2 separate regions of the Mus musculus genome follow, and region 2 is linked to region 1. Evidence: chromatin loops called from intact Hi-C (ENCODE). Cell type or tissue: left cerebral cortex. All regions are shown on one strand.

What was found. Hi-C counts contacts between places; a loop is a spot of excess contacts. Peaks named below come from ENCODE experiments on the same cell type or tissue, not always from the same donor. Only the 100,000 strongest peaks of a DNase experiment are listed, where the experiment ranks them.
Region 2: it touches region 1 in a loop (2.7-fold over the local background); 2 of 42 quality-filtered maps call a loop at or near these places.

Annotation. Positions count from the first base shown.
Region 1 is chr8:17,162,994-17,170,993 of GRCm38, forward strand. The region is part of intron 2 of Csmd1 (CUB and Sushi multiple domains 1); the gene reads right to left. Among named protein-coding and RNA genes, the nearest start is that of Gm39136, 120 kb to the right of the region's middle. In left cerebral cortex, a CTCF peak has its summit at 4,538 (motif pointing right); no DNase peak of the experiment used is centred here.
Region 2 is chr8:17,533,115-17,541,114 of GRCm38, forward strand. Csmd1 (CUB and Sushi multiple domains 1) reads right to left here and starts at 2,271. Exons shown (of 70, transcript NM_053171.2): 1 at 1,776-2,271. The coding sequence starts at 1,860. In left cerebral cortex, CTCF peaks have their summits at 529 and 4,637 (motif pointing left); DNase peaks (open chromatin) are centred at 190, 472, 1,295, 1,788 and 5 more places; H3K4me3 peaks cover 2,958 bases; H3K27ac peaks cover 3,071 bases.

The DNA of each region.
Region 1 (8,000 bases):
AGAGAGGATTAGGGAACTAGACAAAAGTCAAGAAATTGTTTGAAGAAGAGAAAAGAATGGTAAATGAAAAATGTTGTCAAAGAGACTTGGTATACTAAGAACGGATTTGAAGAATTGAGTGAAGAAAACCAACAGATGAAGCAGTGCTTGAAGAAACAAAGGAAGACCATCTCCTGCAACTGTTCAAGGCACCAAGCAGCAGACTTTCATATATAGAACACACAGCAAAAAAATCTGATCCTAAAAGGGGGTTGTGGGATACACAGGACATCTTAAAGATAATTGTAGAAACAGCCATTTTCTTCATTTCGTTGCCTGCTACTGCAACAGAACAAGCCTTGAGGCAACATATGGGAAAAAGGAGATCAATTTTAACTCCCAGGTGTGGTCTTTGCAGCAGGGAAGTCAAGTCTGCAGGAGCTTCAAGAAGCTGATCACATGGCATGTATAATCAGAGAGCACAATGCAACTGATCTGCTTGCTTTCTACATAGTCCATAAAAAGTACCCAGGGAATGGTCTTACTTACAATGAAGATAAGCCTTCCCACGTCAATTGATGTAATCAAGATAATTACCAACAAGAATGTTGGAGCCTACCTCCTCAGGTTTTGCTCTCAAGTTGACAGTGTTCAACAGCCATTACAGCTGTCAAGGCAGCAGCAATAATCTTAACTGTGGGCTCTTACAGCGAAAAGCTGAAGCCAGAACATAAAGGATGACTCTATCCATCACTACCATAAAATAACCACCTAGTTCTTTTTTTTATTTTTTATTAGATATTTTCTTTATATACATTTCAAATGTTATCCCAAAAGTTCCCTATACCCTTCCTCTGCCCTGCTCCCTTACTCACCCACTCCTGCTTCTTGGCCCTGGCGTTCCCCTGTACTGGGGCATATAAAGTTTGTAATACCAAGGGACCTCTCTTCCCAATGGTGGCCGACTAGGCCATCTTCTGCTACATATGCAGCTAGAGATATGAGCTCTAGGGGTACTGGTTAGTTCATATTGTTGTTCCACCTATAGGGCTGCAGACTCCTTCAGCTCCTTGGGTGCTTTCTCTAGCTTCTCCATTGGGGGCCCTGTGTTCCATCTTATAGATCCATTGTATGACTCCTTTTTACTTTCCTAGCATCAGAAATTCTCACATGATAGAACTAGATGGACAGCTTCTGGATCCACCTAGTTCTATCATGTGAGAATGTCTGATGCTAGGAAAGTAAAAAGGAGTCAGACAATGGATATTTTGAGTTGGGTAGAAAGCCAAATACTTTAACTACCTATAACAATAAGAATGACTTGAGAAACATCGATAAATTAGTTAATTGAAATCCACCACTCCAACTTACCATCATACTTTAGTTCTTTCCTGTATAGATATGGGGGTAATAGATATTATATTCACTGAGTAAGTTATGTTATACACCTTAATTTTCTACACATTCATTCTCTTACCAAAACAATTACAATAACTTTCAAAGCCAAAGTAGTATGTCTTCTCCTAATGACTAGCCTTTGCATCTTATGGAATAAAATAGTGAACTGAGGTTAGCTAAGCTAGAGTTATAAAGTGTTTCTTCATCTGCTCGGTTAGCTTATCCACCTCTATATGGCTGCTTCATCTTTATCTATGTGTATACTCAGAATTCTACTTCACCTGAAAGTGGGATTTTAAAGTATCAGCACCAAAATCATCCCAACTTTTTGCAGGCAGTAGAGACATGCCTGGTAGTCTCAGGGCCAATGCATGGTTTTGGAGACATTTTAAATCTGGTTTTCATGTCTTGCTACATACTGACTGCATCCACTTCAGGTTTTTGCCTGAGAAGTATTCCCTCTTGGAGAATAACTAGTAAGGTGAAGTTTGACTTAAAGGTTTTATTAACTCTTAAATCAAACCCCTCTATCTACCTTGTCCCCTAGTGCATACTGCCAAAGCTGAGACCCTCTTTAGAGGATCCAGATTTTATATGCTTGTGTCCTCTCCTCAGAGCTATGAAAAGGTTTTAACTTTACACCCAGGACTGGAGAGGATTTGATGGCACTTAACTTCTGTTTCTTCATGGCTATGTGATGAGACTATTTTGCATGCATGTGTACATGAGAGACACCATCCTCTGTAGCAGAATGGGTGGGCTGGAGCACAGGTGTTCACTAAGAGCTGGCTGAACTCTCTTAAATTGGTCATGCATTTTAATTCTATGAAGCTGGCTTCCATTGCTTTAAACAGGTTGTATTCTTTACAAGCTAGGGAACAGGTGCCACCTCTTATTGTACATTGATTCTTCTGACCATTGTGAAGTACCAGGGAGCTTTTATCTTTCATTTCAAGGCTGTGTAAAGCCTTTAATAAACATAAACTTTCTGGGTCTGTTCACATATTCCTCTAATGAGTAATGAGAGGTGACAGAGAGCAGGAAGAGACTGACATTCTATTGGTCAGTCTCCATGAAAAATAAGGATGTGGCCAGTTCTGAAACTGTCATCTTTTTTGGCTGTTGGCAATTTCTTGATACATCTACATATTTATTCCTTCTAACAGATTAAAATTCTAATTAAATTGTTTTGAACAGCATCTCTTTAGATGTAAGAATAAGTGTGTGCATGTGCGTGAGTGTGTGTGTGTGTGTGTGTGTGTATGTGTGTGTGTGTATTTAAAATTATGTCTCTTAAGATAACAAGATGGCTCATGGGTAAAGAAACTTGCTGCCAAGTATGGCAACATGTTGGATATATAGAGTCATCTGGCACAAATTGTCTTCTGATGTGTGTATATATATATACTGGTCCATTTATGTGCACACACAAATAAATAAATAATCAATCAATCTACCTGTTTTGGAGTGACTGCCACTAGCAGTGGCTTCTCAGCCTGCACTTGTGGATATCATTTGTTGAAAAATTTGCCTCTCTATAGCCAAATGAATCCAATGTCATTTGTGACCATTAATAAACCATAAAAATGAATGCCCCTCAGAAAATTGAAGGGGATTTCTTTAGGCCTTACATCTAGACATGGAAAAGACCAGTGTGGACTTAAACAGTGGTGCAGCAGTGTTCATGGTGGAGATGCAGTTCCCGAGTGTACACATTATCATTTATGCAAGGAGACGGAACAAAACCTGCATAGAAAAGAAGCAGTGATAGCCATATCTAACACTCCTGACTTTGCAGAAATGCTGATAGTATTCTCCATGTGGCTTTTCAGAGTTGGGCTTATTTTAATGAGCAAAGTGAGGTAGCCACCTTAGATAGATGTGTTCGGATTGAGGAAAAGCCCAATGGGAGAGAAGAGCTTTGGCCTGAACACATGTGCACTGCAACATGAGGCTTGCTTACCAAGCTCTTGATCACTAGCTAATTATTCTTAGCATTATAACTATATTCACTCCACTTCAATATGCTAGGCATGTGTCTTCCTGGTGCATAGACTCTGCCTAAATAACTCCAGAAATCCCTTAATGAAAGACTCTGATCACAAATATGTACTTCCTAAAGTGGAATTACTATGGCATTTTTTAAAAAAAGATGTTTAGCTGTCAACTTGGGAAAATTTATATACCTTCAAGTTACCAAAGAATATGAGGATTTTTTTTTTGATTTTTGGTAAATCATTGTATGAATAATTTGTAGACTGTGGCAGCCATGCTACCATGGAGTTTAACCTACATGACTAATTATCCATAGCTTTGATCTGATTCACCACTCTGCCACCAGGTTCCAGAAGTCTGGATCCACCAACACTGGGATACTTTCTGATCTCAGAGTATAATTATGTTCATGTGTTTCACTGGGCATTTTAATGACATTTTTGTTTTTCTTGTTTTTGTAGAAACACAAATATAGGTTGTGTAGCTTTGATCCTTAAATACCTACAATTACAACCCTGTGGCATTTCCTCTTGCAGAGAAAAGAGATTTTACTTATAACTATCATTTATTCTATTTATTGACAGGAAAGATAGTAAGAAACCCCATATTAACTATTTCCAATTATTCAACCCAGGGTCTTCCTTGCTGGTATAGGTATGCTGACCATGGAAGCTACTATGATCTGGGGTTTTGGGGAAAAAGAAAGACAAAAGATTCATCATTCTTAAAATAAATTATTTTAAATAAATACTTTCAATACTTGAATTTCATTCAACATTTGTAAGATGTAAGAGTACTTTAAACTATATTTTGAACCTTAATTTCTAAAGATTACTAATTGAAATTTTTCTAATATACAACATGCCCATAAATTTCATTTCACATGTAGAAATTGACTAGATGAGTTTCTGGTATTATGCCCTTTCACAATATCTATGATTAAAGATGCATTCTTAAAAAATAATAATGCACACTAGGAATAAAAATGATAGCCAAAGTAAATATATACATTGTTAATTTATGTTGGTTAAAGCTTTAGACTTCTGTAATGTATTACAAACTTTAAAAAATATTTTAAGAACACAAGAAATGACTATTTTAAAACAAAAATGCATAAATAAATTTTGTTTGCATGTATGCATTGCATCATGTGCATGCAAAGCCCAAAGAGACCAGAAGAGGGCACCAGATCACCTGAAACTAGAGTTACAAGTGGTGCTAATCCACCATGTGAGAGCTGGGAGGCAAACATGGGTATTTGGCTAGAGCAGTAAGTGTTTTTAACCACTGAACAATTTATGTACCTCTGTACTGCAATACTTCTGTTGTTTGTTCATGCGACTTTTCTTTAATGCTTGAAGATGCTGATAATGTGGAAGTTTCAAATATGTTGGGTTTTTATATAAAAATTATTTGCTTTTCTTTTTTCCTATTAATAGCAAGTCATGTTGGAGAATCCCTTCGATCTCAGCACCTGGGAAGCAGAAGGAGGCGGGTTCTTTATGAGTTTGAGGCTGCATGATTTATGAAATGAGTTCCAGACCAGCTATATAGTGCTATACAGTGAGAGAAGAGAGGGGGATAGCAATGTCATTTTACATTTTCATATTGACCCGTGTGTTCTCTGTCGAATTCAATTTCACAGTTTTTCCCGGTTCAGTGGCGTTCACAGAATTTCTTGAACTGTATAAATGCTCTGACTGCTGTTACACAGAACTGGATGTGTGTATGAGCATGAACGTTTTACCCTGTTTCTTGCTGTCAGTCATAGCCCCAATAGGAACATTCACAATGTGGTGTTCTGCTCTGAGCTTTGCATCTAGTACCTCAAGATCTAAAACCATAAGCTCTAAGGGCTCCCTTTGTTTCAGTTCTCTCTATAGCACTGTGTTTAATATACTATTACGTTAAGTAATAGTGTAAAAAATAATTTGAAATTGCTTAAATAATCATATAGAAATAACATTAGGTAATTACAAACCAATAGGATTATTCACTAAGAAAATACCAGGTTAAAAGTTGAGGGTTAGATGCAGATACCCACAGCCAACCTTCCAACTAATCCCAGGAACGCCAGTGGAAGAGCTAGGGGAAGGACTGTAGGATTGCAACCCCTTAGGAGGAACAATATCAACTAACTGGGCCATCCAGAGCTCCCAGGGACTACAACACCCACCAAAGAGTATACATGGAGGGATCCATGGCTCCAGCTACATATGTAGCAGAGAATGGCCTCATCCGACATCAATGGGAGGGGAAAGAAGAATGGGGATGAGATGTGGGGTTTGTGGAGGGAAAGCAGGGATTGGGGAATATCATTTGAAATGCAAATGAATAAAATGGTTAATAAAATAAAAGAAAGAAAAGAAGAAGAAAAAGAAAGTTGAAGGTCACTGGAGAAGATGTGGTTACCTCTTTCTAGACTGGGTCAGAGAGATTTCACAAAAAGATTTACTTATAACTTGTGTACACAACCAGGCACAAGGAAAGACAACATGAGAAAATGAGCATCCCAGAAAGGAAGGTACACACTGAGGCAGAACTGGGGGCTGTTAAATGTCATGGCAGGCCCAGGCATGTCTGCAACTCTTGGGGATACAAAATGAAAGAGGCCAAGGGAACTGAGGATGGATGGAGGACTCAGCTCTCCACGGGAACTGGTCCCCACATGTCAGTAGAGGATAATGTACAGCCATGTGCTGGTATCTTATTGGGGCTGGTTTATATATTTTTTCTTTTTTAATATTTTTATTAGGTATTTTCCTCATTTACATTTCCAATGCTATCCCAAAAGGCCCCCATACCCTCCCCCGACTCCCCTACCCACCCACTCCCACTTTTTGGCCCTAGCGTTCCCCTGTACTGGGGCATATAAAGTTTGCATGACCAATGGGCCTCTCTTTCCAGTGATGGCCGCCTAGGCCATCTTTTGATACATATGCAGCTAGAGTCAAGAGATCCGGGGTACTGGTTAGTTCATAATGTTGTTCCACCTATAGGGTTGCAGATCCCTTTAGCTCCTTGGGTACTTTCTCTAGCTCCTCCATTGGGGGCCCCGTGATCCATCCAATAGCTGACTGTGAGCATCCACTTCTGTGTTTGCTAGGCCCCGGCATAGTCTCAAAAGAGACAGCTATATCAGGGTTTATATTTAATATGAACTTTTTATCCTGGATAGAGGAGGCAGAAAAACATTGTGATAGATCTGGTTTGGTCAGCACTTGTGAGATGCCCAGTGCAAAGCTCTCATAACCACTTAGTATCTGATGCAAGACTACTCTGGCAGCCCCACAGTGCAACACTCACAGGAAAAGATTGAGGGAGTGGCTAATACAGAGGGTAAGATGTGTTCACTGTCCTGGGTGGACTTGGGATGAAAACAGGGAAAGCAGCCAGTGTAATTTAGGTAGAGATACAAGAGTAGCCAAAACATGTTGCAGGAATCAACTTAGCTGACATAGACATGCAGTCATTTAGTGGACACTGGAGAGACATGTACGTATTGATGCCCAATAATTGTATACCATAGTGCCATTCCACTCATGATTAATAAATTGAAAATTCCAATGTTTAGCACTTGCCATATTGTGTGATGTAAATTACCCTCCAATGGAGGATTCCACATACCCAATGATTTTTATTTTTTAAAATTTATGCCTCAATTTAACTTGCTATCTACTTGCAGTAATTCACATAATTGTGATGAAGTGACATATTTACATATAATGGAATTGCTTTGGAATTATATATTAAAACAATATAAAATTTTAAAAGTACATATATTACTATACCAGGTGATATATATATAACTTTTAGTGAGTGGAAAACTATATCTGTTTATTAAAATTACATTTAATTAAGTTTTTCCTATAATCTATGATTATACAAATTTTTGTAATCTTTGTAATTTTATGGAATTAAACTTTGCATATAGTGAGACTTCAATTTCTTCCCAAATTTAGAAATTTTGAGTTAGTCTAGTATAAATAATGCCATTTTCACTGCTTTTTCTTCAGTATTTTGTGAAATTCATAAAAAAAATAAAAATTAGTTTCTTTCTACCTGCTGAGATAATTTATAAAGTTAAAGATTATTCAATCTTGGGTATTTTTTAAAAATGTTTTACATTTATTTCATTTTTAATTTTACTTAATTTTGTGTACTTGGTGTGTGTGTGTGTGTGTGTGTGTGTGTCTGTACACCTAAGCTCAATTACATGAAGGCTCATCATGTCTCAAATCTTGAGGTGAGGGGACAGCTCTGTGGGGTCAATCTGCTCTGCCTACCGTGTTTTCAGTAATGATACTCAGGCTGTGGATTCGGTGAACCTTGACAGCTGCTGTTTGATCAGGAGCACTGTAAGAAGTTCGGCATACTCTCAGGTCATGTCCCACTCTGTAGGGCTAGTGGAGCATGGTTTCTGCCCAAGGCACAGAGAGTGGGCTGTTCACTGAAGCAAACGCACATGGGACTCATGATCCAGCTAGAAGGCTATAGTTAAGAGGAAGGCTAAGGTGTTTCTGTGGAAACAACCTGACTCTTCAATTTACTCACCTCCTTTATAACATGCACGAGACAATTAATTAAAAACTTCTCAATGCTGGTAAATCTTTGTTAGGATTGTGACC
Region 2 (8,000 bases), 370 kb after region 1:
CATGACAAGAATACCATTTCAGCAAGGGTTGGTCTGGACAAAGCCTGGTTCTGTATCCTGAATCTTTTCCACTTCCAACATTGACATCAGTACCTGGTTTGGGGGGCACAGACTTTTCATGTTTTGCCTCTCATTTCCCAGCGTGCCCAGACCAGAGCCCTCTGCCAACCTAACCCTGCTTGGTGCTTGACCCGTGGAGCCTCCTCAGGTGGAGGCCCAGGCTAGATGGGGGGAGGGGGACATGTAGTCAGAGGGTAGACATCTGTGGGAAGCTCCCCAAAAATCAAGCAATCCCATCTTTCTAGTTAAGCAGGACCCACCTATTTCTAGGTGAGCTATTGGGACACATCCCACGGATAGTTATTGTGAGAAGGATGCTAAGCAGAGGGGCCAGCATCAGAAGGCCGAATTTTCCCCCACCTGGAGCCCTCAGGCAATCCTCTGCTCTCTCCAGGCCGGTGTGGAGTTGGATGGAGATCACAGAGTCCTCTGTGGCTTCTTAATCACCCTTGAATTTGAACCACTAGGGGAATAGCAGCTGGGGTAGTCTTAGAGAGGAAAGGGAAATTTCTTCTGAGGAAAAGAGGGGACAAATGATTCAAAAGGGGGGAAAAAGTCGTAAGACTTGGTTCCATCCTTTAAAAAGAAAAGCAGTCTGTCTATAAAGATACAGATACAGATTTGCCCAGTAGTGTGAGGAAGGAAACTGGGAACCTGACACCCAGTAGCACCAGGAGCATATGAGAGAGTGAAGAAATGGGAGCAGGTACTTGCCAATGTGAAATCAATCCTCTCTCTCTCTCTCTCTCTCTCTCTCTCTCTCTCTCTCTCTCTCTCTCTCTCTCTCTCTCCCTCTCTCTCTCTCTCCTTCTCCCCCCTTCCTCCTCTCTTTCCTCCTCCTTCCCATAGACTAAACCTAGCGCACAGGAGCTGTTACCAGCCCGAAGGTTGCAGCTTGTAGAGACTTAGGAGAAAACATCCCCTAACTCCTTTCAAGGAGAAAGCCAAATTCTCTGAGACAAAAAAGCCCCAGGAACCATACAGAAATAGCCCTTTCCTTTGGTTGATCAGACTTTGACAGGGGTTGCCTCTGCACCCACAGAGAATTGATCTGCTAGGGAAACCTGACCAGAACTCCCCACTGGCTTCACCCACCTTGCCAGATATCACAACTTGCAAAAAAGCAAAGTCCAGGGAAGGAAAGAGGAGGCGACATCCCAGAGACAGCTAGTTTGAGTACCTTGGAGGGGAAGCATAGGAATGGGGTGAGAGGAGGTGTAAGGCTATGGGAACACCACTCAGCTAGGAGCTCTCTCTGATGGCACAGGAGCCCGGCGAGCTTGAACTTGCCAGGCTGACGGTGCCCAGTATGTTTCCCAGGTGCGCTGGGTCCGGGGAGAAGTCGTGGGAACTACCCCAGCCTGCGACCCGCCAAGCCCACCAAGCGCCAGGAGCCAAGGCGCAGTTCTCTGCCCAACTCGTGTCGGGCTCTCTTCTCCTTGACAACCCACAGTACACAGCACAGAGAGAAATGTCGTTTAAGCCCAAGTGAGGGGGAAGGAAGGGCGGGGGTGGGGCGGGGGCAGATGAGGGGTGGGAAGAACGCGATGGAAGCTCGGTATCGGGCGCTGCGTTCCCTAGCGTCGCTGGTGGACAGCCACCCGGTCGGTGCCTGCCGCTTGGTCCCTTACAATCCTCAGATCAGACACTCGCGTTCGCAAACCGGGCCTCCGAGGGTTCGGCCGTCTCCCCGGTACCGAGCTAGCCTGTCTTACCCTTAGCTGCAGTGAGGAGCCCCGCGCACAGAACCGCCAGCACCAGAGGCAGGAGCAGCGACTTGAATTTCCTCCACGCAGTCATGTCTGCAGATATTCCACACGCACACGACACGGATGGCTCCTCTCGGATGCGCCGGTCTCCTCCGAGGAACAACCGGGCTCTAAACAGAGTCCGGTAATCACCAAAGGGCAAGGCGAGCTGGCAAGAGCTCCGGGTCCCCAGCCCGGCCGCGCATCTGACGCCTCCCGCAGCTCTGCGCGCCCGGCTCGCTCCGCTCCCGTAGCATCGGGTCCGAGCCACTGCGGGGCTGAAGATGCTCTGAGCGAGCGCAGCCCCGGGGCTGCCGGGGCCGGGGACGAGCGCCGGCCGAGCCGGGCAGGAAGGCACCAAGGCGGCGAGGCTGCGGGAGGGGGCGAGGCGGGAGAGGAGCGCGCGCAACCGGGAGCAACCTGGAGCGGAGGCAGCTGGAGAGAGAGCCAGCGAGTGGGAGGTGCGGGAGGGGCGCGGGGGGAGGGGGGAGCAGGGCTGGAGCGGGAGGAAGGCGGGGAGCGAGCGCCGAAGACAGGCTGCTAGAGGCGCAAGGAGCCGCTGCCGTGGTGGCTGGACTCAACCATCCTACCCACCGAGAGGGGAAGGAGGCTGGCACCGCGCAGTCCGGGACTCAGCCTGGCCTCGGGCTTTCAGGCCCCTGCTAGTGCTCCCGCAGGCAGCGCAGCGTTCAGTCTCTGGCGCGGCTGCGCGCAGGCTGGAGCACGGAGACTTGTTGGGCGCTCAAGTGGGAGAAGCCCACGCTGCGCACCGGGGAAAAACCATACAATTGGCCACGCGAGCGAGCCCGAGGGCTCTGTGGGGGCAGGCAGAGGCCAGCCTCCATCCTTCTCTTTCTCTACTGACCAGAAGAAGACCTCTGCCTAAGTTAGGAAAGAAATGCAGGTGGGGGAAGAGAATGGGCCCAGCTGTGACTGAAACTGGGAGCAAAATGGTGCTTTTAAAAGAAATTATAAATTACCTTTGAAAAGGTGACTGTCTGCAACTATGATGAGCCTCTGACAGGTTCCTGTTCTGCTCCTGTTTAGTCCTGTTAGTGTTACCCTCATTGCAAGCCCAGCTCTATGTGGGAAACAAAATGAATCTAAACAACCCAACTGGGCTGCCACCCTGTTCTGGTTGTGAGAGCAGGAGAATTGACAAAAGTGTAGTGAACCCCAGCATCACATCCAGCATTCCTGCAAGAGGGATCAGAAGGAAGTTCCTAAAAGCAGGTCTACTGCAGCCAGTGAGTGCACACAGAGTAAACTACTAGAAAAAGGCTGTAGGTTAATTGAAAAAATCCAAACCAGGTGAAGGCTAGAGTTCACAGATGCTCCATTCTTAGAAAGGATTCGGGAGTTCTAGAGGATAGGATGGAAGGGGCCAGGGATGGACATCTCAGGCCCCCAGCATGGGAACATTCATCCCATGCTGACTGTGAGTTGTTCACACCAAGGAATGAGGATGGTGTGTGGAGGCAGGCTGATGGCCACATCATCGCACCAGCATTGTGCCCACTGTTAGGGGCAGAGTCACGGTGTGCCACTCAAGTTTAGTGTTCTAGAGCTTTCTTGCTCCCTGAAGCCCACGGATGACGTGAGGGCATGAGAGTGACTCCAAAAATGTAGAGTCACCGGCTGTACCTTACCTTCCAAGAGTAACCAGAGACTTTATCCAGCCTAGAATCCTTCTCCTGGAGATTGGAGCTCCCCAGAAAAAAAAAAAAAAAAAAAAAACCCTGGGCTCTGTTCTCCTGCAGGTTTCCCCCAGGCTCTCTTGGAACTGATCTGAAGTTTTTTTGTTTTGTTTGTTTGAAAGTATCCTCCCATTGCTCTTCCCTTATCCCTAGGGGAGAAAATTCCAGGCTATCTCTCTAAAGCAATGGATTGAGAATGATGCCCTGTGTGCTTCAGTGTGACAGGGAGTGGAAGGGGTCACCTACAGTGTGATTTTAAGTCATTCCCCCAGGTGTTATTTACACTCCAGCAAGTGAACAACAACAACAAGACCTATTAGGAGATCCGATAGCTCATCCGCTGCTCCTCCTTAGGACCCATTGATCTACAGAAGCAGCATAGCTGAAGACCTCCATGAGAAACGGTGTCCTGTCTTCTGAATGCCACTCCTAATGACTCATGTCACCAAGAAGGATTTCTGCCATTAAAAACCATTTCCAAATCTCACTTCTTTGTCGGGGGGAGGGGGGGTGTGGGGGGGGGCTCCCAGATGGAGCCATGTTATTAGGGTCCGAATCAAGAATGTTCAGTGTCACCTGAGATGTCAAACACCTTTGCTTTGCACAGAATGGTGGCACTTTGACAACTCAAGATTGAGTGGCTCCTTCATGGCCACAGGCTTAAAGACCCTTTTTCTTTCAGATCCAGGGTGATACAGACCGGTAGAGACAGCACTCAGGAGACAGACGGGGCCATCACCTCAAGTTCAAGCCCAGCCTGGTCTAGGAAGAGAGTTTCAGGCTAGCCAGAGCTACACAGGGAGGCCTTGTCTCAAAACAACAATAATTAAAACACTTTTTGGGGGGATGCTTTTGTTGCAAATTATCTATTTGAGTAAAATTGTAGAGCAACAACAGTCAAAAAAATGACAATCACTTTGTTTCAGATTAGAAAGGAAGAAAGATCCTGAGTCTGGAAGTTAGAACGACCTTGTCAGATTGCAACTTGATTGTGAGCCCAAGGCATAAGACTGTCCAGGAAGAATAGCTCATTTTGGAGGAATGTGATAATATTGGGAATCTCCCCCACCTAGGATCTCAGGCACTTCACAGCCCAGAAGGAAACCATGGGGCTCTGCTGCCATCTAGTGCTCTGCTTTTCTTTTAGGAAAGCCATAATCCCATCTCTTTTTCATCTTCCACTCCGGTCACCTACCTTCTTGGAAGATTTTGCCGAGTATACCTTCATATCCCTATGCCATAGACAAAGAACATTGATAGCATCCTAGAGGGTCTCCCCTCTTTGGGTCTCTGATTTGATATGAGGGCGTAATTTCCCTCAGATCTGAGAAGGCCCTAATTTAGAATTGTTACAAGGTAATCTCAGTGAGGGACAGTGAGATTTCACCCCTAGAAATGCTGCGGGGCCTCTTTGCAGTGACTGGAAGGTTTGTGCCACTGCATGGGTGTGGACATCTTTCTCAGTCTCTGCAGAGCACTCTTCGGCCTCCACAACCTGGATAAGCTACTCTAGAAACATGGTTGGTATCCAGACTGGCCCGGAGGAGTTCAAAGAGAAAGAGCAGAGAGGCCCCTGCTGTGCTGAAAAGATGGCGATGTCCCTGAGGGCCCAGCATCATCCACATGAAGGATGACAACCTAAACGTTCAAGAGATGAAAAGCCCCTGTGAGATGGAATCACCTAAGGAGAGGACAGAAACATGATGCTTGAGATAAATATAGATTGCTTTTCACAATGTACAAATGAGAATACTAATTAGCTGAAGAGCTGTACGGGTATGAAAATCTTAGAGAATACAGCTTGTTGCTAGGATGGCTAAATATGACTTTGTTTGGCTTCCTTAATCCTGTATTTGAAATAGATGGACGATCATGAAAGAGTTGGAGGGGACTTCTTTCTTTAAGAAATCTGGCTACCTATAGGAAGGCACCTCCTTCAAAAGCCAGAAGGTGAACTCTACTTGGATGTTTGTACCCATATAAATCCCTCTCCCCCACAAAAGACCTTAGGACATATACAGTTGATGGCAAGATTCTTCTCTGCCCTGCCACCTCCCTAAGGGGAGAGCATAATGTGACAGGGGTATAGAATGTTCTGACAGTAATATCATATCACTATTCTTTGTAAGTGACCTTAGAATACAGCAATCCCCAGGCCACCATTGAAAGGAGGTAGAGGCACATAAGCAAGTGTGATGACACACGCTGCTGTGCATGACTCTCTTGAGTGGCTCATCCATACTTGCCTGCCAAGCCTTTGCTATGCCTTTCTGATAAAGCAGTGTGTGCATTCTATGTGTGCATGCCTTTAGGGTGGTGGATACTCACGATAAATGGTTCATTGCATAGATTAAGAGACTTGTGAATCCTCTTTCATCATTATGTAGCTTGCCTGAAAGGGCACTCTAGGAACCATGGGCATCTCTGTGCATAACAATAACTTAAATCAGTGTGATGTTTTGTATATACTTGGCCCAGGGAGTGGCACTATTAGATGCTGTAGACTTGTTGGAGTAGGTGTGTCACTATCAGTGTAAGCTTTTTTTTTATTAGATATTTTCTTTATTTACATTTCAAATATTATCCCCTTTCCTGGTTTCCCCTTCGAAAACGCCCTATCCCCTCATCCTTCTCCCTGCTCATCAACCCACCCATTCCCACTTCCTGACTTTGGCATTACCCTACACTGGGGCATAGAGCCTTCACAGGACCAAGGGTCTCTCCTCCCATTGATGATGGACTAGGCCATCCTCTGCTACATATGCAGCTTGAGTCATGAGTCAAGAAACCATGTGTTTTCTTTGGTTGGTGGTTTAGTCCCTGGGGCTCTGGGGTTACTGGTTAGTTCCTTGTTCAAGATGCCTAGAAGCTAATCCTCTCCTAGCAACCTTCAGATGAAGATGTAGAACACTCAGCTTCTCCAGCACCGTATCTGCCTGGATGCTTCCTGCCTTGATGATAATGGACTGAACTTCTGAATGTGTAAGCCAGCCCCAATTAAATGTTGCCTTTATATGAATTGCCTTGGTTATGGTATCGGTTCACAGCAGTAAAATCGTAAGGCATCTGGTCATCTGTATTATGGACGTGCACGTGGCTGGTTTCAACCTCAAAGTAAGCAGTTTTTCTTGGATAAGATCTATGATTTGGCATTTCCAAGTTCAAGGTGACATGGTTATATCAGAGGTAATACTTTGACAAATACTGGTATCAGAGATGAACCTTGGAGTCAAAAGAGTCTGCTTTGAGTCATACATTTACCTTCTTCTCAGCAAGCAAGCATGCAAACAAATGTAGTCTGTGTTTCCTCATCTGCGATGTATGTAATGAGGTCTCCCTTACCCAGTATTGAAACAACATCAGACATACAGTAAAGCTTCAAAGACGGGGTCTCCTTTCCCCACACAACCCACCTCTGAAATGGAAGAAAGAGAAGCAGCCAGATGGGGAAGGTATTCCACCAGCACCAACTCATAGTTTACAATTTCAAACTGGAATTGGGGAGACAAAAAAGAAAAAAAAATTCAGTTGTTATCTCCCAGTTTGTCACAAGGTGAATCCAGCTGACACCCAGAGGGGAAACTGAAGATTCCTTTGCTCTGACTTGCAAGGCAGCCTCCTAGCCATATCCTGAGGCTCCGTGGAACAGAAGCCATCTTGAAAGCCATCCTCTGCAGCTAGGTGGCTGGCCACTGGGCCCGCTTATTAGTAATGCTTTCCTTCTGCAACAAGACTGCCCAACATGGAATCACCATGCACATTCGCCAGCCCAGGCTACTGTGGCACGTCAGAGAGAACCAGATGCCTTTGCAGAGCAAATATTGTCTGGAAAGCTCACATAAATGCTGGCTCAGCATTAAGGCTCAAAAGTGACAAGTGACTATTAACTTTCCAGAGACTTCCACAGTTGATATTCCAACCAATTTGAATGTCAAAAGGGCTATGCTAAAAGCAACTCTCTAGCTTCCAGGAGAGCCATTCTCCCTTCAGTGACTCCATTGTCATATATGACTGTCATATGGGGTTTTGACTAATGAGCAGGCTACTTCTCAAGTTTGTATTTCCTTCATATATCATGTTTCATCACTTCCCTGTGCCTCACCTCACGCTGAAATACATTGATTAGCAGCCATTTATTGTGAAGCTTTAGTGAGTTCTCCATAAGAAGGACATTTCATGATGAAAATAAAAACATATGAACAATCTTTTTTTTCTCAGAGAAAGAGTCAAGGTAAGCACACATATTTTGCACACACACACACACACACACACACACACACACACGCCTTCTTTTGCAGTATAGGAATACTTTTGACTGCACAAGCCTTACCACTGAACTTGGATAAGTGGCTCTGAGTTATTTCATTTAGTTCATTACTATATATCAGTGAGCTGTGCAGAGGCCACAAATTAAAAATGACTATCTAGCTCCCCTGTCCTTTGAATCCTGCTATCCTGGCATCCTGCTATCAGGAGAAAATGTAGACATCACTGA